2 separate regions of the Mus musculus genome follow, and region 2 is linked to region 1. The links are chromatin loops, found by intact Hi-C in ENCODE. Cell type or tissue: heart. All regions are shown on one strand. Each heading gives the region's core, and the rest is flanking DNA. Links, peaks and the distances in the headings are about the cores only. Region 1 overlaps Lrrfip2 (leucine rich repeat (in FLII) interacting protein 2). Region 2 holds the start of Lrrfip2 (leucine rich repeat (in FLII) interacting protein 2).

Region 1 (9,515 bases), core at 875-8,874:
GTGCTCGGGTCAAAGGCATGTGCTGCTGCAGCCAGTGTTGGCATGTCTTTTTAGTAGGAAAACAAGGTCTGTTTCAGTGAGCTATTTTATGGGGCATGTAGTTTTACTCTAGCCAGTCAGCTTCTGTTCCAAGATAATCAGTTTAAAATACTAAGAAAATCATACAAATGAGAAGCCCTGGGCCTCCTGACCCATGAGATGGCCATCCTGAACAGTGTGTGCATTTTGAACTTTTTCTCTACCAACTGCCTTCTGCGCACCCACCTACATCACCTCACTCTCCCTAGACTCTGCACCCACACATCACCTTACTCTCCCTACTCTGCGCACCCACTCACATCACTTCACTCGCCCTACTATGCGCACCCACACATCACCTTACTCTCCCTACTCTGTGCACCCACTCACATCACCTCACTCGCCCTACTCTGTGCACCCACCCCACATCACCTCACTCTCCCTACTCTGTGCACCCACCCCACATCACCTCACTCTCCCTACTCTGCGCACCCACCCCACATCACCTCACTCTCCCTATACTCTGTGCACCCACACATCACCTTACTCTCTCTACTCTGTGCACCCACACATCACCTCACTCTCCCTACTCTGCGCACCCACCCCACATCACCTCACTCTCCCTACTCTGCGCACCCACCCCACATCACCTCACTCTCCCTACTCTGTGCACCCACCCCACATCACCTCACTCTCCCTACTCTGCGCACCCACTCACATCACCTTACTCTCCCTACTCTGCGCACCCACTCACATCACTTCACTCGCCCTACTCTGCGCACCCACCCCACATCACCTCACTCTCCCTACTCTGCGCACCCACACATCACCTCACTCTCCCTATACTCTGTGCACCCACATATCACCTTACTCTCCCTACTCTGCGCACCCACTCACATCACTTCACTCGCCCTACTCTGCGCACCCACCCACATCACCTCACTCTCCCTACTCTGCGCACCCACCCCACATCACCTCACTCTCCCTACTCTGCGCACCCACCCCACACATCATTTCACTTTCCCAAGGAAAAACATTTATAAATAAAGTAATTCACAATCGCAATGTTCCTTGGGAAGATTTTTTAGGTTTTGATGGAATTTTGGAGACTTGGTAACTTAAGCTCCAAAAAATTATATAAAAGTATCTTCCGTTCTTTAAATGTCTACCCTACAGAACTAGGTATGTGACTAATTTTTGCTGTTCTGCAGCATGCGTGGTGTGTACCCATAGCACTATACAAAACAGCAATGAGGAAGTTTTCCTTACCAGGCCCTATTGGGCCTGCAGGGCTATAATTAGAGGTGGTATCACAGTTTGGCAGCTCTATGACCTTACATTCCTATCCATTTCCATAATTAAACTGAATTGTAATCCCTTCCTATTTTATTCACCAACAATCTATAAGCTAACATTCTCCCTCCACGCCATCTTCTTTTTCAATTCATATTTTATAATGTAAGCATATCTAATGTAAGCATATCTAACAACCCACGAAATTTGCATCAGATGCCTGTGGTTGCTGTGGGGTAAGAATCCTTATTATATGGGGAATGAAGACCACTTCTTTTAAAGGTTTCCATTTGTGAGCTTCGCAAGCATGGAGTCTGGAAAGAGAAGTTCTCTCTAGGCACACTACCATGTTTCCTAAAGAAGTTATTCTCTGTCTTCTGCTTATCCATACTGACTAAACAGGTAGAAGGGTGGCTTTTTGGCCACGTCTGAGTTAAATTCTCTTGGTCTATCCCTCAGGAACGAGCTTCTCCAAAGCCCCACCTCCTCTCATACCCCAAGTGCTTTATCTTTCCAGAGCAGGGTCTCTTGGAGGTCAAACACCTCTTTTGTCATGGTGTCTACTTTCTGCTGGAGGCGCTGATTCTCCTGAAGAAGAGGGATGGAAAATAATAAAAGCAGAAAGAAGAAGGCAAGGGAGTTAGAAGAAGGAAAACAGAAGGAGGTGGGGGAATTCTAACAGGGAGGAGGGGAAGTCTAGGATCCACAGGAAAGGGAAAGGTGACAGCCACTGTCTCCTGGCTGGCCTGCAGCAGTCAGCAAGGGAAGACAGGATGCAGCCAAGCATGCGCTGTGTGTGTACAGGCCCTGAGTTTGATCCCCAGCACCACAAGAACGGAGGGCAGGACAAATGTCAAAAAAGGCATCAGAATAACCGTTCCAAGCACAGCTCGATGGCAGCCATCCGGCCTTCACTCCTACGCACACACTCTCGAATATTCATCCTGTGATGACTGCCCTTCTACCCAAACAGGGAGCCCGCTTATATTACAGAAGGAAACTTGTGTTTGCTTATGAACAAATAATCCTTTACCAGAGAGGAAACTGTATCTTTGAATGTTACGTGGTGAAGCAGAACTAAAGAAGACAGATATAACTCAGCTTGATCATTTTGATTTCTGTTGGCAAAAACTAAAATATCAAGAATATCATAAAACATAAAAAATTAGTTTTTAGAAAGATATGATTTTAACACTTAGCTGTGCTCAATCAAGTCTTCTGGTGAGTAATGATGTCCTCCTAGTTAGCACTAACGTGGCCTAGAATCCCCTGGGGGAGAAGTCTCAGGTGCGTATAATCGTCTTTTATCAGGTCAGTCTGTAGGCACGTCTGTGAGAGACTGTCTTGCAATGACCAGCAACACTGCCCCTACTCCCACACTCTCCACTTGATTATGCAGATCTTAGTTCTTGAGACCTAAAGGCATTACATGTGAAACTCGGGTTTCAATAGATACTGACTTCCAAAAAATAGAAACTGAAAACATACAAAGACTAAGGCTTCCAAATCTGCATCCAGCACCCTGGGCTTATTATCCAAGAAACTGGTGACAAATGACAAAAATCAAGCCTTACTATCTTCACATGGAATTCTTCCTAAAACCAAAACACTTGAGCACAGCAGGGACGGCAGTGGATGAATGCCTACCCACGTGCTGCGGCCTACCCTCCATTGCAAAGGGATGCTGCCTCAGTGTGGCTGAATTCCTCCACAGCGGAGAGCTGAAGCCCTGAAGCCCTGGAGTCTAAAGAAAGATCTATACAACTTCCTCCTTTTCTTCAGCTACCTCAAGTGTATCCACCTGAGTGAAGGTTAGAATTCTCACTCAAGAATCTCGTCCTATAGCAGAGCATGCACTAGGACCCAGAGAATCCATGGTCTATATAATATATCCCTTTCCAACTTCCTAGGATATCTTCAGGAAAAAGTGCTTACGAATAAAAGACATTGGCCAAAACTCCTAGTATTAAAGGAGAGAATTTTATAGAGTTGTTAAACATTCATTTTTTATGCTTGACTTTATATGTTATTTTCAAAAAATTTTTGAGACAGGGTTTCTCTGTATAGTCCTGGCTGTCCTGGAACTCACTCTGTAGACCGGGCTGGCCTCGAACTCAGAAATCCGCCTGCCTCTGCCTCCCGAGTGCTGGGATTAAAGGCGTGTGTCACCACACCCGGCTCTCAAAATATTTTGAGAGAGCCAAGTTGACACAAGTAAACTTCATAACAGCAGTTCTCAACATGTATGTCATGGTCCCTTTAGTGGTCAAACAACCTGTTCACAGGTCACCTAAGACTACCAGAAAACACAGATAATAATATTACAAGTCATAACAGTAGCAAAATTATAGTTATGAAGTAGCATCAGAAATTATTTCATGGTTGGAGGTCACCAGGCCACATAAGGAATGAAAGAGTCACGTTAGGAAAGCTGAGAACACTGCTTTATAGGACTTGAACAGTCTTCCAACAAACACACCACCATCCTAGCCAACTCCTTTTTCAAAACGGAGCATTTCCACAGTTGAAGCACATACCTCGATGAGCTCGTCCCTCTGCCGAAGGCCTTCTTTGAGTTCATCCATCTTATGCTGCAGCACGCTGCACATGTGTTTCTGCCTTTCTAACTCCTGTTATTAAGAAAAGGCAGTTGGTAGAGGTCATGGGATAGACACAAAGCTGAACATGAGTAATTTAACATAGAGGTCAGGAGATCAGGTGTGACTGCTGTCGTTACCGAGGTCATGGGACAGACACAAGCTGAGCATGTGTAATTTAACACAGAGGTCCCATGTGACTTCCAGAATCATACCTACCTAGACGGCCGACCTGCATGAGAAGTGTCAAACATGAATTCTCCATCTTGCGTGAGGAAGGGAGAAAGGCACCAAAACAGAAAGCAGAGTGGAGAGGTTTTAAATGAGTGACTGTGAGGTCGAGGGCTCCAAAATCCAAAACAAGACGGGCAAGTGGAGCAAGAGAATAGTTAAAATTGTTAGAATAGCAAAAGCTACCACAGAGTAAAGATAAGAATAACAATCTACCCAAGAAATCGTCCTTTATGTTCAGAGTCAAAGATTTATTATGCTTTTCCCATCTGGAGAACTCCTAAAATAACAACAGTGACAACAACAAAACCCCACCGAGAAAAAGGAAAACCAGGCTAAAGTCCAGGAAACAAGAAGGGAACAGCTCCCACACCACACATGCTCAAAGGAAGAGAAACAGTCGCTCTGTGAGTCAGCACACACGGTTTGCAGGATGACTTCTGGACAGAAACACTGCAAACACCAGGAATGGGCACAAGGGAGTAACTGCAGCAGAGAAATCAGCCAAGCTTTGTGTGCTGCAAGCAGAGCAGCACTCACTGAGGGCTGCTGTTCTCTAAGGGAGGAGCACAAACGGACGTGTTTCCATCCATCTCAAATGTTGCAGCTCTCTTTTTAATCAAAATTGGCTAGCATATCTTCTTGGCTTATAAAAGGAAAGACCGATCACTAAACGTAAGAAGACTTCCCCAGGGCTAGAGAGGTTGCTCAGCAGGGAAGAGAACTAACTTGTTGCTCTTGCAGAGAACCTGAGTTTTGTTCCCAAGCACCCACATGGTGGCTCACAGCCATCTCTAAGTGTAGTTCCAGAAGATCTAATTCCTTCTTCTGACCCACACAGGCGCCAGGCATACATATGGTGCACAGACATACACAAAACAAAATGAAAGACATTTTTAAAAAAATAGAAATAAAATAAAAAGAATTCCCCTGAAAAAAAAGAGGAAAACCAGGATGAAAAAGATAAAATTTAAATTCATGTCCTTTGTTTGACTTCAGATCTACCTATCTTTACACGGGTCAGAGTTCAACTTAAAGTGTAGCTCCAGGTAAAAAAAAGCCCACATCTAGGCAAATAAATACTTGATGGGGTAAAATGTGGCACAGATGGGGACAGTGTTCATCAGGCCTTGTGAACGAAGGAGCTCCAGGCTGCGTGTTGTGAGTCAGGACATGTACTGATGAAGGCAGAATGGTAGCCTGGACTAGAGAAAGGCCCAAATGTCTCTAGTAACTTAATTTGTTTAGAATTTACTTTTGCAAAATTAAAACATACAGATTTCACATAGAACAGTATAGAAAATGCTTCTGAACTACACCCTTTAAAATGGCTAAAATGGTAACTTTATTGTGGTATGTTTTTGCCATAATAAAAAAATTTGTTTTAAATCTATTTCAAGTAACTTTTAAAAAACAGCATTTTGGCTATGCATAGCCTACTGTCCCAAACTAAAGGCAAAGTCAAGCACTGTGGCTGCTTCCTATAACTACACCAGTGTTACTGTGACCTTGCTTTTCTGAGTGACGTGGAGTACAGCAGTAAAAATTAGGGCAGAGGAGATGGAGACCATCAGGGACTGGATATAATCCCTACAGTCATGCATATGAACATGAACCATCACAACATAGTGCATTTTGTCAGACAAACAAGCAAGAGCCCACATACACATTCTGAGTGAAGGGCCATGAAGTGGCTGACTGAGCATCAAGAGCAGCCCCAGGCCTGCGGGAGAACATGGAGGCTCTCCTTTGACAAAGGATGCTAAAGATAAGGCCAGAGCATGCTCATCTGTCAGAAAGCATGGAACTCGCCAAAGTACCTGGGAATCTGCAGAAAAGGAGCTCACAAGAGCCAGTAGTGGGGAAATCTGAGCATCAAAAGGAACAAAATTTATAAAGACTTCATAAAGGATGATAGGTCACTGTGAATGTATAACTCCTTATTTTGAAACTACACAAGCAAAGGAGTCTTTATCTTGACTTTCTTTTTTGTTTTTGTTTTTGTTTTTGTTTTTCGAGACAGGGTTTCTCTGTGTAGCCCTGGCTGTCCTGGAACTCACTTTGTAGACCAGGCTGGCCTCAAACTCAGAAATCCGCCTGCCTCTGCCTCCCGAGTGCTGGGATTAAAGGCGTGAGCCATCACGCCCAGCTTATCTTGAGACGCCCGGCTTATCTTGACTTTCAAAACTATGCAAATTGTTTCATCTAGGTAATAAAAAATTAAGATCCTAAGTATGGACATGATAAAAGATAGAAAGGCCACAAAGGATAAGGAGGATAAAAAGAAATCTAAAGCTTCGAGAAGAGAGCTCTAAAGTCATTTATCTGTTATGTAACCTTTATCTGAAAGATAGTCTTCCAACAGTAATAAAAACTGAAAAATGAGCAATTTCCAAAAAGAAACCAAAAGTCCATGAAAAGATATTCAAAACCAGTAGCTTTATCAGAGAAATGCAAATCAGAGCTCCATCCTCTAGATGGCCAGCCAGGAAAGGGCAAACACTGGCAAACAGCAGAGAGGATCTGGTTAAGAACAGCCAGCAGCACCTCAGCTGAAATGCCGACACTACTCCCAAAGTCCGCTGCTCTCTCAGGGTCTGTGCAGTTGCCAGGCTACCCAACAATCCCACTCCCAAGCAATCAGACAAAGGGAAGCAATGTCCCAACAAAAACTACAGAGGTGTTCGTGTCAGCATTTCTCACGAAAGGCCAAAGGGAAAAACAACCCAAATATCAATTAATGCTGCTGGATCCCCCAACGCATGTAGCTACCCTAAAGATGGAATGTTAACATGTCACAGAAAGAAATGAAGCACTTATATGAATGCCACAACATGGCTGACTCGGGATTACTACACTAAGTATAAGACGACAATCATAAAATGGTTCCTTTTATGATTCTGTTGATATCAGAGTCTAGAATGAGGAAATACAGAAACACAAAGAAGATCAGTAGTTACTTGGGGCCAGAGGATCAGACACAGGAAGACGATGACTAAAGAAGATTCAGATTCTACTTGAGAGAATGTCAATATCTTTGTGAGTGTGACAGATGCACCTTTATGTGAATATACTAAACTCCACTGAATCATAGCTTTTAGGAAGTTATATATGAATTGAATCATTTTTTTCATGTTTTCGTATGTATGGGTGTTTGCTTGCATGTATGACTGTGCATCAATTTCTTGCCTGGTAACCGTGAAAGCCAGGAGGGGGTATCAGATTCCTTGGAACTGGATCTACGCTCTAAACAGCCAGCTACCTGGGCTCTGTAAAAAGGACCATGCCACTTCTGAAGCAGGCTTGCAAAAAAAGGGCTCCAGTTACATTTAATGACATCTCTATACCTGACATCCTGTTCACAGGAACTAAAGAGGACAGGGACCACCCTGCGCCGCCCCCACCACCACCCCCAAAAGACACTGTGGGAATGAAAAAAAAAAGCATTTAAGAAAGGCAAGCTTATAGGACAGGCAATCAAGTTTCCTCAAATCTAAACTGTACTGGGGAGAGGTGGAAAGGGAACCAATAGCTAAGAGTTTCAACACAGCAACTAATTCCAAGGTGTGGGGCTCACCTGGATTCTGGGAGGGTGTGGCTGGGAGAGGGTTGACTGGGGTGGGGTAGGGATGATACAAGATTGCAGGGCAGTCTCACTGGACAGTCCTGGTTGGCCCAGAATTTACTACCACACTATGCTGGCCTCAGACTCAAAGAACATCCTCTTGACTCTAATTCCTCCATACTGGGATTAAAGATGTGTGCCACCCTACCAGCTTGTTTCTGTTTTGTTTTGAGAAAGGGTCTCAGTGTAATCTTGGCTATAAATCCATCATCCTTTTGCCTCAGCTTCTCAAGTGCTAGGATTATGTGCACAACCATGGCTAGCTTCTGATTGCTTTCTAAGCATAAAAATGAAAAAGCCTATGGCACTTTGAAACTACTAAAATTTTAATATATAGGAATTGATATTAATTTTTCAAGCATGAACTGGTCTTTTGTATGAGCATGTGTGTGCATGCATGTCTGTGGGTGTCAGATATTCAAGTGTAGTGGCTGAGGCTTAAGTCTCACCTTTCATATTAAGGCAGAGTCTCTTGTTGAACCCAGAGCTCAGTGGTTTGTGTTGACTCCCTAGCTTACTCCAGGCATCCAGTCTCTGCCATGCCCTGGTATTTACATGGGCACTGAGGATCCAAAATCTTGTCCTTAAGTTTTTATGACAAGTGCTTTATTTTCTCAACCATCTCTAGTCCCTGAAATGTTTTTGTAATATATTTTTTAAAGGGAGAACATGCAGTCTATCCAGATTAATTATTAAGATTAGATGCCTAGACTTTGTTCTAAATACAGAGTAGAAAAGGCCAGGGCTGGGCTAACTATGGGTTAATGGTAACAAGGGGGAGCTGAGACTCATTAGATTCTCTACAGTCTTCTTCTATGTTTAAAATCCATATGCACTTTAAAGACTTGTTTTTATTTGATGTGTCTCTGTGAATATCTACATACATGCATATGGATCATGTGTATGCCAGAACCTGCAGAGGCCAGAAGCATGGGTCAGATCCTGTGAAACTGGTGTTACAAGCAGTTGTGAGCGACCTGATGTGGGTGCTGGTAACTAAACCTGGGTCCCCTTGAAGAACAGCAAGTGTGCTTAGCCACCAAGCCATCCCTTAATAACATGTTTTTTAAATGTCAGATGAGCTGGTTTCTATTAAAGTATTATAACGCCATGACCATGGGAGTTTATCAAATGCTATACAACTAGCCACCTCCCTTTATTATGTGCAATTCAGATGTGCTTCCAACAACTCATCAACACCAATTTCCTACGGTTTTCTTTTTATTTCTCTATTGGCAATGTAGCAGTAACTAATTTCTAGCAATAATATCCAATTATTCTCTACTTAGAAACTAACATTAAAATGTCCAGGTCCAATAAACTTTTAATACAACCCAGAGTCTCTGCTGCTGCTGTCTGAGGGCAGATATGTCACTTTGACCAGTGGCCTTTATTCTTCAGCTGTGACTTCTCAAGAAAACACCTGTCAATGTCTGACTCACATCTTTAAACTGCTGCTTCTAAGTAACTGGTTATTTGGAAAGTGGAGTCTCTTGAAGTGATAAGAAGCTCACAGAAGAAAAAAAAAAAAAAGGCCTATCTCACTGAAGCTTCCAAGTTGTGTCATTCTGTTCACAATGGAGACAAGGGGCAACTCAATGTCATTTTCACAGTTAAAAGAATAAATATTTAGCCAAGCAGTGGTGGTACACACCTTTAATCCCAGCACTTGGGAGGCAGAAATAGGTGGATTTCTGAGTTTGAGGCCAGCCTGGTCTACAGAGTAAGTTCCAGGACAGCCAGGGCTATAC
Region 2 (9,515 bases), core at 738-8,737, 83 kb after region 1:
GATTACATAATATATAAAAGTTAACTCATGGGTTTGAGACGGCTTAGGTGTGAAAGGCTAAGCTCATCACAAAACATCAAAAGTTAACACATGGTGCATCAAAACCTAAGTATATGATCTGTAAGTATATATAATCTATAAATATATATCAGTATATGATCTGTAAGTATATATAAGTATATGATCTATAAGTCTTTTCAAAGAAAACATACGGGAAAATCTTCATGACAGGACTTGACAACCAGGTCTTGTCAAATTTGACAAAAATTAAAGGTAATAATAGGCAAACTAGACTTCACCAAATTTAAATTTTGTGCATCAAAGCCCACTATAAATAGAAAAAAAGGCAATCTAATGAAGAAAACACTTGTAAATAGAGTTGCTATCTATGATATATAAAAACTAAAACTCAGTAACAAAAACAAATTAGGACCAATAAGATGGCTCAGCAGATGAGAAAGTATCTGCCACCAAGCCTGATGACGACCTGAGCTTGATCCCTCAAACCCATGTAAACACGGGAGGAAAGAATCTCCACAAAGCTGTCTCTAACCTCCATATGAATGCTGTGGGCATATGTACACACACCTAGATACAGAACCTCACACTGTGCACGTGTGTGTGCGTGCGTGCGTGCGTGCGTGCGTGCGTGCGTGCGTGTGTGTGTGTGTGTGTGTGTGTGTGTGCGCGCGCGCGCGCCCGCATGTGGTAATATAACCAATGATTTAAAAGACATGAAGCTAGAGCTACAATTAGCAGTGAAGAATACTGGCTGCTCTTCCAGAGAACATAAGTTTGACTGTCAGCACCCACAGGAAGCTAACAGCAATCACCTTTAACTCAGCTGCAAGGGGATCTGATGTCACGTGGCCTCCCTCCAAGAGTACTGCATGGGCATGGCGCACAGACATACATGAGGCAAAACACCCATACACATAAAATAAAATAATTTTAAATTAAGAAATGGGTCAGGTAGGTGGCACACATCTTTAATCTCAGCGCTAGAGAGGCAACGATAAGGCTGGTGTGTTCCACAATGACAGAAGTGGCTAATAAATGCACAAAAAGGTACTCAACATTATCAGTAATTAAGAAAATACAAATCAAAATCACAAGGAGATAGTCTTCACAAACTCAGTAAGATGGCTTTCATGAGCAGCAAAAAAAAAAAAAAAAAAAAAAAAAAATTAAAGAACAGAGAAAATAACAAGGGTTGGTAGGCAGCACTCGCGTGCACGCTTGGGTGAGACTGAAACAGCGAGGCACCATGGAGAACAGCATGGGAGTCTCAAAGATTCAGGCATGAAATCTGCAGGACTCAGCACTTCCCTTCCTGGTTACGTGCACAAAATAACCAACTGGGATTTGGATGCATAGGCATATACCCATGTCCTTGGCATTCCCTTCCTGGTTACGTGCACAAAATAACCAACTGGGATTTGGATGCATAGGCATATACCCATGTCCTTGGCATTCCCTTCCTGGTTACGTGCACAAAATAACCAACTGGGATTTGAATGCATAGGCATATACCCATGTCCTTGGCAGCATTATTCACAATAACCAAAAGGTAGGACACCTTCAACAGAAGTCAAACATACATGCTACAACAGGAGTGTCTTTGATGGCTTTGAGCTACATAAAATAAGCCAAACACAGAGGGCAGATAACCCCACAAATATGTGCTGTACCTAGAGTAGAGTACTTAAATCATGGAGACAAAGTAGCCAAGTGGCTTTCAAGGGCTAAAGGAAGTGAGCATTACAGTCTGATGGGGAGGTTAGGCTGATGAAAACCTCCTGGAGACGGATGCTTGGGCAGCTGCACCACACTCTCAATGCACTGTAATGGCACAGAATTGCACAATTACACACGGTTCAAGGGCTTAGGGTGGACATCAGAGGCAGAGGGTTTATGTAATATGTGCGAGGCCCTGGACCCAATCCCCAGCACGCAAAGAAAGAGGTAGAGGAGACTTACATTACATATGTCTTCCACAATGAAAAGAATGGAAAATGTCAATATGGCAATGCTATTTAAGTTTTACCATAACCAAAAAAATAAAACTAGGTGCATTTGGCAAGACACAGGAATAAAGCATTATCCATAACACGGAGTTGCGGGGGGAGGGGCTTATTTGAAACTGAAATATTTATCTTTAATCCTACAACTACTGAATCACTTAGCTGGATTACTTAATTTTTTTTTAAGTAAAAACGTGTGTTTGCTAAATTTATTCAATTTTTATTAAGCATGGTTAAACTGTTTAACAGGAAAATAAGTATCTTAACATCTTACTGTCTGTAGACAGTAGACTTTAATTCCTAGCTGTTAAAATGTTTCTGTGTGAAAGTGGGGACTACAGAAAGAATAACTAACTGCCTTAAGAAAACAGCCTAAAAACTCAGTGTTTTCAAAGGCAATAAATGCATCCACTACATCACAACTAGCTTAAAACGTGATGCTCCTATGAAGAAGCCTTAAGACATATACAAGGTCCCAAATAAGAACAATGGAAGCATGAGCTTGTGGTCCTGTCACAATGTTGCAGGGGCATGAAGCAGCTCACTTGTCAGGAAATAAAACACACTGACAGGCACTAAAAGGTTTCTCCCAACTCTTGACCATCCTCAGTTCACCCAAAGTTCTCTTGTTTTGTTTTGTTTTATTGTTCTAGGGAGGAAAACCCGAGAATAGGAAGAGATAATAGGAATAAACCAAATAACAGAAGAAAAAAAACCATTGCTCACTTCTTACACTGAATCCTAAAGACATCACCATGAAATGTTAATGACCCCAGAAGTAAACAGCCTGAAGTGATAACCTCGTGTAACACAAAAGACCAGCAACCATGTATAGGCTCACACCTATAAAGTACAGCTACAAGCTGAATCCTTCAGAAACCCTTGACTGTGGAACAACAGCTCAGCAGTGAGCCAGGACATGAACCTTGGTCAGAGGGTGTAACAGTAAGTTGTTCAACAGCTTTCTAGTCAAAGAAGTGAGATCACCTAGAGAACTTTAAACCTAAGTGCTCACTAAACATAGAGAACACCAACGCTTCCATTCACTACACAGCACAAAGAGACAGCTATGTAGTCTGCTAAAAAGCAAGAGTTTAAAGGTACAACTTCAGGGACAGAAGGCTCACTTGCTTGCCCTAAGTTTCACAACCAGAATTTGATCTTTCTGGAGCCAGATGGTAGGAGACCCAAGTCTTTCAACTTGTTCTCTAACTTACATACCCACACCCACATGCATGCAAAATAAAATGAAGAAAATTTAATAAAATATATGATTTCATAACTCTTTCATGGGAGAAACAGAGTAAGAAGATAATCTAGCTGTGTGAATTCCAAACTCTCCTGTAAAACAGTCGTTACTCCAAGATAGCAGTGGAAAGTGTGAAAGACTCTGAGTTAGACAATTTCAACTTGGGATGTGTCCTCCCTGAATCCATAGCATTGTGTGTGTGTGTGTGTGTGTGTGTGTGTGTGTAAGACAATCATTGTAACTGATTCTTGTCAAATGCTCCCAGAATCAGACTATGACACATTAAGCTGGGACAATCCTATGTTCCTTCTCATACACATTATCCTAAAAATTCCTCTTTAGTTCTCTGCAATCAAACTCTTTCCAAAAATAAATAAATAACAGAAAACAAAAACCTGGATGCTAAAGCCGAGAACACCTGGGTGCTAGGATAAGTGTGCTCAGCAGATTCTCAGCCCCTCCCTCAGTATCGTCTTCTGAAGGCTTCCCTCCCTCAGAACTCCCTCTGCAGTTGCCACTTTCCCTAAACCACAGGCCTTCCTGACTTGTAGCAGGGCCAGGCCAGATTACGGTTATGCGGTAGATCCGTCAGGCAAGTTTTGACAGGGCCTCAAAATAGACCCTGGACAGCATCCAGGGAAACTGCCACTCATGAGCTCCAGCTTCACCACACTTGAGCCTCTCTGTCTCATTTCAAAAGGACAAAGGCTCCTGAATGTCCCCCTGGTCATGAGTCACCTACAGAACTTCACATTAAATTCTAAACCTCCCTTATTCTGCTTACTAACTCTTTGCAGAATAAAGTCTAAATCTATATACCTACTTCCTGCTTTGACAAAGGACTCCACCAACAGTGCTCTGGATTGCAAAAGGGTTTCTGGCTCTCGGGTTCTATCATTCACTCTACTTAAAGTAGGATATGGATGATAAAGAAGAAACTCTGGGCCATTTCTTTCTCTTCTGACTAATATCAGTTAACTTTAGCAGGGCAAAAATGAAAGCTATATACAAGTTGTTTCTTATTATTTTTGTTGATGGTGGTGGTTTCGTTTGTTTTTGTTTTTGTTTTTTGTTTGTTTTTGTATGTAACCCTAATAGGCCTAGAAGTGGCTATATGGACCAGGCTGGCCCTGAATTCACAGAGATCTGCCTTTGCCTCCCAAGTGCTGAATTAAAGGTGTGTGCCACCACACCCAGCTATATAAGTTTTTAATTAACAGAAAATTTAAACTCTGAGACAAACCTACAGCTGCGGCCATCTTACCGAATGCCAGTGGTTTATGTCTGTCAGCGCCAGTCTTCAACTACAGCATTGACATTTACCAATGCAATCATTAACACTGCAAAATGTCTTAAATCAACTTATAAAACACAGTTGCAATTTGATTTGAGACACAGCCTCACTACATGCTGTATAGACCACAGTAGCCTCACACTCTGTCCCCTGGCTTAAACCCCCAGGTGTTGACAACAGGCAGTGACATGGAGTCACCTAGTTCACAATGCTTTTTAAAAGGAAGTGATGGGTAAAGAACATAAAATTTTTTAATTCTTCCTCCTCCTGTGCCTGAGAAAACATTACCTTCTACTATAAAATAAAGTCTAATATAAAACAAATTTTTCATGTTCATAATCTAAGTGCCAACTTCACAGTCATACACCAGAGCTGTACTCCACAGATGGAACTATAAATGGTCAAGCACTTGCTTAAAAGTCTTTCTTATAGCGCTGTATACAAAAGACTAATAATGACCTAATGTTTACTAACATGGAATTAGTAAAAGTATGGAAAATGAATAAATCCAGTCTTTTTAAAATGAGACTGGAGTGGATGCTAATACAGAAACATATCTCAGATGCATCACGGGTAAAAGGCACCTGTAAACACATGCAACTGTACATGCTACTGAGAGCAGGAGGAGGGAAATACATGAAAACCATTAACTATGGTGGCCTGGCCCGGGGAGTAGGGTTATGGGACGGTAAGAAGCTTGTGCAGAAAGGAAAGGGCTTTTCCTCGTATGACCATTGCTTTTACGTGTTTTACAAATCTTTAAAAGTGGCACAAACGCCACTGAGCTCTCTGTCTATGGATGTCATTTCTTCCCAAGTGTCTATTTACCTATTTCTTTTCCAACCCCTAGACTAAAAGAAGACCATACCCAGATATCGAGCCTCAGTGACTGTCCAAGAACTGGCATTCTCACAGGATAAGCCCAGCTTTACAATGTATAAGTTTAGCCTAGTGTGTAACTGCTTTAAGTCTAGACTAACTTTCCGCTGACCAGAAAGCTTGAAAGGTTAAAGTGCAATGCCAAGCACTCCGTTTCCAAGACAGTCTTGTCTTCTATTAGCTTTAAAGGGAAAGAATGGGGAAAGGGACAAAGACATTTTACTCATAAGGTAAACTCTGCTCAATTCCTTTCCTGCTGAAGTTTTAAAAGCTGGGCTTTGAATAGGGGTCAGAGTCTAGTGTTTATTTGCAAACATAAGGGCTAAGGAGTATGGCTTCCCAGGTAAGGATCACGTCCACCACTCAGACTCTCCAGAGGGAAAGCAACTGCCTAAGAGAAAAGCTGCCAACGGGATTGTTTAGTCGGCACAGCAGACAGCAGTCCTTGAATAAGGACAGAAGAATTTTACTGCCTTTTAGCTAATCCTCAACAGAGCTCCCACCACGTCAGAAGGACAATCATCCCCACCCCACCATCACGTCACCAAATCTGTCCCTTTTCATACAAGGAGCAGGGTAAGATTCACAGAGATCTTTGCAAGAAATCACTTTTCTGTCCTAAGTTAGCAACAACAACAACAACAACAACGACAAATTGGTTTTGTGTTGCCAAATATGCTTCCTATCTCTTTTCCCTTCATTCTGAAGATGCTTAAATCCTAACCTAAGAAGATTTCCCTGACGTATTTGTGCGTCAAGACTATCTCCAATGAAGGTTTTCACAGGGGATTTTCCAAAAGGGAATCTCTGTTAACAAGAACAGAATCATCATCCTATCAGCTGGACAGAAATAAAAAGCAACATTGGAGAACACTCTGAATTTAAGTATCGATATCCAAAGGGAGAAAGATGCCAAAAAGTTAGTCAAAGAATCAAAGGGACGTCTGTCTTAAGTTAACACCAATACATTTGGTATTATCTTCCAACTAGTCAATAGGACTTCTAAACTGTCAATCAAGGTAAAATAATCAGGACTCTACAAAGAAAAGAAAAGAAAAAAAAACTGGAAAGAAAGCAAGGTTGTCCCTATAAAGAACTCTGGGATCCAAAGTTTTTTTGCATCTCATTTTGAAAGACTAAAATGATCAAATGACATTGCAGCACTAAAAAGTTACTTCAAGTTTGAAATTAGTCAATTCTAAAAATACACCAAAACTTCAACACAATTCCTTCCAGAACAGAAGTTAATATAGTCTCATTCAGCATCTTTAAGGATAGGATGGCAAAGTGCTGCAGCTTCCCACTCAAAAAGCTATTTTATATAGTACACAGTACTATTTCCTACCTCAGTGGTGGTAGCTCTCCTTCCCAATGACATTTACTTGGCTTCTAAATCCCTTCATTTGTCTTCCCACATCTGGTAAAAAAAAAAAGGGGGGGGGGACTTAAAAATCACAGCAGTCCAACAAAGTATTACAAAACAAAACATTATACAAATTTTAACGTTTGATTTCCATGCCATAGTGCATGACAATCACCACCCAGCAACAAACAGAACCAAACATTATACATCACTCGCTATAAAAAAAAAGAGTACAATTATCTAATTAAACGGGCAGAAAAGGTCTGGCTTTCCTCTATTTCAATGGGAAGATCCCGATCTACGAGTCAGAGTGTGACCTCACTTCCGACGTGAATCACACTTTCCGAAGTTCTTACTCGGCATGAGTGTATTAAATACGAGGTCATAGGATCCCTGTAGTTGTTAAACAGAGCATGATGTTGGTTAATCGGGGCTAACTCTGCAAGACATTGAAGCTACGGTAAACTTGGCCAACTAACTCTTACTGCAACACACATTCTTCAGCAATTGCAGCTTTTCACACCTACTGGGGAGAAAAAGTCCAACACTGATTAAGAATGTATCTGTCGATACCCTGACTGCACCTCTTCTCGCTGCGATAACACAACACGAATAGCAGTCACTGTTATCCTTACAGAGTTTTCAGTCAATCAAGCTACTGTAGAAAAACCGTGGCAAAAATGCTGAGTCACTAAATGGGAAAAGCAAAAGGGGCTACAAATACTGAAAGTTTGGGATACCCTTTAGCCACGTTTCTACGTTATATTTGTATGTCTCGAGGTGGGGAACATAATACACAAAGCAAACGCTTGAACTTTTCTCCTCTGGGTTCTCTTATGTCCCTTGCTTCCTGCTGGATATCCACAGCAAAGGGAAACCAGGCCTGACTGGAGCTATGAAACTCCACAATGTGGGTGTAAATAACGCCCGCTGTTAGTCAAGCATTAACCCTGACCGTCCTGCCCTGAGCCTGGTAAGCCCGCGCGCTTCAGTTCAGATCAAGAAGGAAGCAGGAGAGGGGGGAATCTCACTCAAAAAGCTACGCCCTCCACCGGCCTGACACCGTTCCCGGGGCGGCCCCTCCCGGGACAGACTGAGGACAGAGTCTGCGGGAGTGTGGCGCCGGGAGCAACGGGAGCTGGAGCACCCAGCTGTCCCAAGTGATGCCCGGTCCAAGGGGCGTAACCCCTTCTTCCCCCGCGGGGGGCGGGCGAAGCGGGAGCAGGGGACCCGCCGGGCGACCCCAGCCCGGAGCCGCCACTGGGCAGCGCCTGGAGACAGCCGGGTCCGCCGCCTGCCCTTACCTGCGTGTGGCGCGGGATGAGGCTGCGGCGCCGCCCGGAAGGGCCGGAGCGGCCGCCCGGGAGCCGGGAGAGGAGAGCGCCGGCCACACTCTGCACCCCCCCGCACCGTCCACCCCGCGGGCCGCAGGGAGACAAAAAGAAGGGCTCCTCGCGCCGCGGCCGGTCGTGGAGTCACACTGAGCGCGCCCTTCGCCCCGCGGCCGACACAGCGAACGCGACCCGGGACGAGCCGCAGCCCGAGCAGCGGCTGCAGCTGCGGCGGTGGCGGGGCAGAGGGGCGGGGCCACCGGCCGGCGACCCGCTCACCCGGAAGTACTTGTGGCAGGCGGCGGGGTAGCGGACGCGCGCGGCTCGGAGGCTACTGGCTGGACCGCGGAGCGCAGGGCTCGCGGGTGACGGGGAGGGAGACACGCTCGACACGCACTGGCTCAAGCCGGGCCTGGTCCCGAGCGTTGGTATCTGAGCGTTTCGTAACCGTACTTAGCCAGGTGGCCTCAAAGCGGTCTGGTGGGAGGTTTTGGGTGAGTGAGGCACCTGGCGCGCAGTCTGTGGGAAAGGATGTGGAGGGTGGGTGTGGCTGAACGAAATGAAAATACCTGTTTTTAAAGAGATTTCCACCTGAGGCTGTAGCGCAGGTAATAGGGTGCTTACTTAGCATATCTGTAACCTTGGGTGCCATTCCCAGCATAAAATCAGGTATGATGCTATACACCTGTTGTCCCGGGTACCCTGGAACCTGTGGCAGGGCAAAGGAGTTTGAATTATCACAGTGAGACCTGTACACATCACACACACGCGCGCACACACACAAACACACAGACCCAAATCGTAGGCATGTTCTTCAATCCCAAAAGTATCTGGGGAAGGCCCTCACGTTCAAAGTTCCAGGCACCGGAAGCCCTGATCATGCTCTCGGGGAAACTTGCCTTCTAATTGAGTAGATGAACTTGATCAGATAAACAAGGTAATGACAGATTGTCGTGAACTCAGCGGCAAGCAATGATGAGAACATTTTGAGGGTGAGGCCTCTGGCTGGAGAAGATGGTGAGAGAAGACCTCTGGCAGGAAGTGATAGCCGAGCAGGTATCTGGGGGAAAGGGCACAAAATGGTCTTAGGCACGACCTCCCATCTGCAAAAACTGCAGATTTCAGAAGCCCACGAATAAGCCCACGGATGACATGTTTGGATTTTGTCTGATGGCTTCTAAAAGGACTTTCAGAGCTGCCCGTATCCACTGAGATATCAAAGGCTTGATTAACCTTTCATGTTCACGGGGCTGCCACTGTGGGATCAATCAATCCTGGAGGTTCAGCACACAGAGAAAAGTGTGCTGAGAGAAACTGTGTGTCTGTCTGTCTGTCTACAATTGGCTCACAGACAGCAACTTTGGGTGGTATTTCC

The links. A loop is a pair of places that touch in the nucleus more often than their neighbours do. Peaks named below come from ENCODE experiments on the same cell type or tissue, not always from the same donor. Only the 100,000 strongest peaks of a DNase experiment are listed, where the experiment ranks them.
Region 2: a loop joins it to region 1, with 2.3 times the contacts of the local background. A loop is called at or near these places in 7 of 42 quality-filtered maps.

What each region holds. Positions count from the first base shown.
Region 1 is chr9:111,200,181-111,209,695 of GRCm38, reverse strand. It overlaps Lrrfip2 (leucine rich repeat (in FLII) interacting protein 2), which reads right to left. Exons shown (of 15, transcript NM_001374664.1): 9 at 3,849-3,941. Among named protein-coding and RNA genes, the nearest start is that of Gm51692, 29 kb to the left of the region's middle. In heart, for the core only: no CTCF peak of the experiment used is centred there; a DNase peak (open chromatin) is centred at 4,605; H3K27ac peaks cover 1,040 bases.
Region 2 is chr9:111,116,988-111,126,502 of GRCm38, reverse strand. Lrrfip2 (leucine rich repeat (in FLII) interacting protein 2) reads right to left here and starts at 8,379. Exons shown (of 15, transcript NM_001374664.1): 1 at 8,114-8,379; 2 at 6,792-6,863. In heart, for the core only: no CTCF peak of the experiment used is centred there; DNase peaks (open chromatin) are centred at 3,892, 7,142, 7,922 and 8,422; H3K4me3 peaks cover 2,154 bases; H3K27ac peaks cover 1,619 bases.